2 separate regions of the Homo sapiens genome follow, and region 2 is linked to region 1. A link is a loop called in an ENCODE intact Hi-C map of the cell type or tissue named here. Cell type or tissue: heart left ventricle. All regions are shown on one strand. Links, peaks and the distances in the headings refer to the core of each region. The heading gives the core; the rest is flanking DNA.

What was found. A loop is a pair of places that touch in the nucleus more often than their neighbours do. Peaks named below come from ENCODE experiments on the same cell type or tissue, not always from the same donor. Only the 100,000 strongest peaks of a DNase experiment are listed, where the experiment ranks them.
Region 2: a loop joins it to region 1, with 2.0 times the contacts of the local background. A loop is called at or near these places in 1 of 110 quality-filtered maps.

What each region holds. Positions count from the first base shown.
Region 1 is chr5:38,763,483-38,766,406 of GRCh38, forward strand. The region is part of intron 2 of OSMR-DT (OSMR divergent transcript); the gene reads right to left. It also overlaps the pseudogene LOC100132789. Among named protein-coding and RNA genes, the nearest start is that of LINC01265, 45 kb to the left of the region's middle. RefSeq lists a silencer at 1,845-2,139. In heart left ventricle, for the core only: no CTCF peak of the experiment used is centred there; no DNase peak of the experiment used is centred there.
Region 2 is chr5:38,713,422-38,716,345 of GRCh38, forward strand. All of the region lies in intron 3 of OSMR-DT (OSMR divergent transcript), which reads right to left. It overlaps LINC01265 (long intergenic non-protein coding RNA 1265), which reads right to left. Exons shown (of 5, transcript NR_104631.1): 3 at 2,219-2,381. Among named protein-coding and RNA genes, the nearest start is that of LINC01265, 5.4 kb to the right of the region's middle. In heart left ventricle, for the core only: no CTCF peak of the experiment used is centred there; no DNase peak of the experiment used is centred there; H3K27ac peaks cover 955 bases.

The DNA of each region.
Region 1 (2,924 bases), core at 255-2,754:
AGTCTTCCAGCCTTCATCTTTCTCCCGTGCTGGATGCTTCCTACACTCGAACATCAGACTCCAAGTTCTTCAGCTTTTGGACTCTTGGACTTACACAAGTGGTTTGCCACGGGGTCTTGGGCCTTTGGCCACAGACTGAAGGCTGCACTCTCGGCTTCCCCACTTTTGAGGTTTTGGGATTCGGACTGGCTTCTTGCTCCTCAACTTGCAGACGGCCTACCGTGGGATTCACCTTGTGATTGTGTGAGCCAACACTCCTTAATAAACTCCCCTTCATATATACATCTATCCTATTAGTTCTGTCCCTTTAGAGAACCCTGACTAATACACAACATCTTTCTAAAGTCAGGCTTAGAAATTCTAATCCAGTAACTTAAGATGTTTCCTTTCTCTGATAACAGAGTTGATTCATATCTGGCTTCTAAGCCACCATTCATAGGTATAGTCAAGAAAAGACCACCAAAAACAAGACCAACCAATCCACCTCATTTTATGGTATGGGTTTCAAATTCCAATGACCTCAATTCAAAGGTAAATTTACAAAACTTCTGTAAAATACATGTACTATCAGAAATGGGTTCTCTGCCATTGGTGAGCCGACAGCTATATGAGCCTGTGTCATGTTCAAGATGCATAGAAAAAGACTGTTTGCTATTAGGCCACGGAGAACAGCATTAAGTTCAACATATATTGATCCATGTTCAAGTAGTTTCCTTTCTGCTTCTGGAAGCTGGTTAATTTTTCTAGTTATGATGCCTAAAATTACGTTTTCCTTGAAAGTGCTATCTGGCTCCTGATTTTCCATCTTGAGCCTTATATTCTCCTTCCTCCAGGTTCCAGTGCCTGTCCAGGTCTTCCTCAGACATGCCAGGGCTCACTACAACTTTTGTTCAACTCACCTGAGTGCAGCCATCTTTGGCTGACAGGTGACTCTACTGTTTACCAAATATTTCTAGTTCTTCTGGACACATGGTAGGATTGCCCTTCCCTGCCCCGCTTTGAAAATAGCTGGGTCAAACGTGACATGATTTGACCAATGAAGTGTGTGTGTGGAAGTGACATATTCTACTCCCAGGTGGGAGTATTAAGATCTAGCTCATTATTTCCTCTGGATTTACTGTTGTCTTTTTTTTTTTAGTGGGGGACAGAGTATCACTCTGTCCCCCAGGCCAGAGTGCAGTGGCGCAATCTCGGTTCACTGCAAACTCCACTTCCCGAGTTCACGCTATTCTCCTGCCTCAGTCTCCCATGTAGCTGGGACTACAGGTGGCCGCCACCACGCCTGGCTAATTTTTTGTACTTTTTTTTAGTAGAGATGGGGTTTCACCCTGTTAGCCAGGATGGTCTCGATCTCCTGACCTCATGATCTGCCCACCTCGGCCTCCCAAAGTGCTGGGATTACAGGTGTGAGCCACCGCGCCCGGCCTACTGTAGTCTTTTCTTCCACTAAGGCAATACGTAGAGGTCTAGATAAAGGCTTCTCTGTTCATCTGAATCATGGAATGAAGAATGCTAGGAACTCAGCCCCCAGCTGACCCTGACGGATGTGTAGCATAAACAAGAAATAAGCTTTGCTGTTTTAAATCACTGAGATTGAAATTTTTGTTAGTGTTGTCAGAGTATACATAATCCATGATATATGTGTACTTGTTTACATATATAAACGTATCCTCCCCCTTCCCATCAAATTTTAAGATAATTTAGCAATCCAGAAAGACACACCACATTTATCTGGTGACTGTGTACACTGCCCATAGTTTTTTCCCAATTTGAGAAGCATAGAACTAGTTGTTCTTCAGGATCCCTTCAAAAGCTAGCGTTATGTCATGCTATGTATGAGGAGAGAACAGGCACCATGTCACTTAACTAAACCAAATACAATTAAATTAATTTGATTGGAGAGCTGTTCTATCTGATTGTGGGGCAATTGATTCGATTGCTATAGAGTCCATTGGATTTGGTTGTTAGCGTCTCAGTTGTCTTAATGAGGGGATCGGATTGCACAGTGATCCCACTGATTGTTTTGGCAGTTGGCCTACCAACTGTTGGCCAGTCAGCCAGAGCCACAGTTTGACCCCAGGACAGGATGTAAAATTAATTTGCTTGAATGCAACGTTCAAGCATTTTTCTTGGTAAGCTGGTATGTGTCAAGTACTATCATATAATAAATTATACTTATCAACTGCAAATATTTAAAATTTACATTCTTCCTTGTATACATGCCACCAAGAACTCTAAATATTTTACAATGCTATGCACTGTGGGCCAAGCTTAAGTTTTAAACTCTGTGCAGACCTCCGCTTCTCTGAAGAGCTTCATTCCAACATTCCTTAGGGTCAAAAACTGACCATTGCTTGCCATTAATAACAACTGATTCTGATTCCATCATTTAAAATGAAACTATTTATGCAATGGTGGAAGAATGAACTCTACACTCCAGGAGACCAATGATTTGTCTATTCTATTCACTATTGTGTGCACTCAAACAATGCCTGGGCTTGTTGTAGATGCTGGCTACCTATAGTATCTGAAGATATTGGATGAATAAGTGAATAAACAATTAACTAATAATTCAGAAGCACCAAAATTTCTTAATTTCAGCTATTTTCTAGAAGTGAGGAAAGTGCTTTTCTGAATATGTGAAGCAGTATAACAATGATTAAATGTTTTGACTTGGGAGTTAGTTGAGTCTGAATTTGATTTCTGATTGTGATGTTGTTGCAGATTGCACTTCACAAAGATGCTTACAATGACATTTCCCATTCCACACACTCTTTCACAATATGGACTTGATACTCACCCATCCTGAGATAGTCAGTTTCTCTACTCTTGGTAACCTGAATCTGGGTCAATCTTTTGATTAAGTTTGAGCAACTTAATTCAGCAGAAGTGATGATGCACCAGTTACAGACATAGCTCTTAAC
Region 2 (2,924 bases), core at 138-2,637, 50 kb before region 1:
ATGAAAACAGGTAGCTGGGGGCTGAGGATGCACAGCTGGGTGACGGGGTAAGAAATCCTGCTACATTATAGCTACTGGGAGCATGGCCTTGGGAGGTCGACTTCCTGGGTTTGAATCTCACCTTAACCACTTCCTAATGGTGAATTCATGGACACAGATATGAAATGGGCTAATACTAGTAGCTGCCTCAAAGGGCTGTGCGAATTAAATGAGATATATAGAAAGTGCTTAGTAAGTATACATAGTGAGCCCAGCAATAAATATTTGCTGTTATTTCAGTAAACGAGTTTTTGGATGAAGCTCTCAAGTCTTTCTGTCACCCTCATTGCTGCCTGCTTCCTACAAGTATGGTGAATTGGCATGTTTGGAGTGTGTGATATGTGGACCCACTCGTGAGCAAGCCAGCTTTGCCCTGTGGGAGAAGGAATACATGTCAAAGGAATAATGCTGGCCGGGCATGGTGGCTCACGCCTGTAATCCCAGCACTTTGGAAGGCCAAGGTGGGCGGATCACAAGGTCAGGAGATCGAGACCATCCTGGCTAACACGGTGAAACCCCGTCTCTACTAAAAAAAAAAATACAAAAAATTAGCTGGGTGTGGCGGCGGGCACCTGTAATCCCAGCTACTCGGGAGGCTGAGGCAGGAGAATGGCGTGAACCCAGGAGGCAGAGCTTGCAGTGAGCCAAGACTGTGCCACTGCACTCCAGCCTGAGCAACAGAGAGAGACTCCATCTCAAAAAAAAAAAAAAAGGAATAATGCTATGACTTGTGACTTCTTCCTTGGGACGTGAGGGGGTGTTGAGATAATTCACAGCTACTAAGCATCTCCTGAATGCTTGCCAACACAAAATGTTGGGGTCAGCTTGACCTCCCTTTGCCCATGGTGAAGAAAGAGCACCTTTCTTGAGAGGAGGACTCTCCCCCAGGACACCACCCTGTGGGCATGGCATGAATGGTCTGGTATGGCAGGATGGACCAGCAGTGTACCTAAGAATGCCTGTCCCAGGTGGGCTGGCTGGAACAGTACAAAGGGTAGAGGCAGGATTGGAGAGCCTCTGCTCATCATGGCCAAAGAGTGGGCTGTCCGCTGCAGGTCGCAGAGGAAGAGCACAGGGAGCTTCTTTGGCCTCCTAAATAGAAACTGCTTCTACTTGCAATTAATTCATCCTCACTGCTCAGTCTTTGGAATGGACGTTTAGAAGCCAGAGATACTTGAGGGTGATTTTCCCAGACTTGGTGCATCTCCTAGGAGGTGATCCTGGTTGGAGGTCAGGCCAAAACGACTACTGGGAAGTGAATTCTATCATGACCAGTGGGAGCCAAGGAAGCACTTCAGAATGAGAGCACTCTGTTGTTTTGTGGCATGAGGGAACAGTCAAGTAGGGTTGATTTGGGGCTGGAATTAAAGAGAAAGGAGGTTTGGGACCAGACCTTGTAAGATGGTCTCCCTTTTTTCCTGTTTCTCAATCATAGATTACATGTTACAAACAGCCTGGACTCTGAGACTTGGAGCAGAGAAAAGCAGGTCCCTGGATATTCCTGGCAAGAATTATAATAACTCACAGAGGAAGAGATTTTGTATCACAACAGGGAGTCTCAAATTAGTCAAAGACTTGGAATGGTTTTCTGATAAATGAAATGTAATCAATTATGGTGACTTCTTTTGGGAATTTTATTGACTTCTTCCTTCCTCCTTGTTTACTTTGGATTGCCACTTGGGTCAAGTGTGAAGTTGTTGATCTTACCCCATCAGCCTGGAATATGTGTGAGCACATCCATGGCCATGACACAGAACACAAATGGCCTGATATAAAATGTGGTGCTAAGTATACCAAATAGCCAAAGAGGTACAAACTGACAGTCATCTTGAGCTAATAGGAAGTGATATTTTATTTTTTATTTTATTTTATTTTATTTTTTATTTTATTTATTTTTTTTTGGAAGTGATATTTTAAGTGACGGTTTGAAAAAGAATATGGCAGCACTAAATGTTGAAGCAACCACAACTCTCCTTTATGGCTGGTGGGAATGTAAATAAATGAGAGCACTTTAGAAAACTGTTTGGCCATTTCTCCTAAGGTTGAACATGTGAATGCCTTATGTTCCAGCAATTCCAGTCCTATGGCGTGTATCTGACAGAAATATATACACGTGCACAAGAGAGATGTACAAGAATGTTCATAGCTACACTATTCAAAAAAGCCAGTATATAGACACCTGTTTTGCACAGCTTCAAAATCATCCTGTCCTGATTTTTGCAGGCGTTTGTTTCTTGCAAGTGTAGTCAGTGATGCCTTGCCTGGGGCCTGCACCATACTGATTTCCTGCAGTGCAGCTTCTTTGACTTGGGATTTTCCAGGGCAACTCATGTATGTGCAATCTAGAACAAGAGAATTTTGCTGGTGGCATCATCCTTGACCAATGGGGGGCAGGAGCAGATGGACAATGGACAAATGTTTCCATTGTCCATGTTTCCATGGTAACATGGCTGGTGGTAACATGGCTGGTGTAAATGATCCTATGGCTGATTTCAAGCTACCATTTAACACGTGGCCCACAGCATTTCTGAATACTTTATCATTGGCTCTTGTGAGCCAGTATGATCTGGCTCAGCACACCACCTGCTCTAACCAATAGCTGCCATGTGAGAAAGTGGTTCCAGTGTGTCCTCATCTTGGATTTTTTTTCAAGGGGAGCCAGAAATCTGGATTTGCATGTGAAAACTCCTGATTTTTAAATTGTATCAGCTAGTTCAAATTTTTCAAAATCACTTGACAAACCAAGAAAAAAAAAACCCAACTACATCTGCAAACTAGATTTAGCCTATAAAATGCCAGTTGTTTTTTTTTTTTTTACCTTTGATGTACAGACTAAACCTTTTGAAGAGGGTCTGTCAGCCTCAGTGACGAAGCACAGTTTTTTG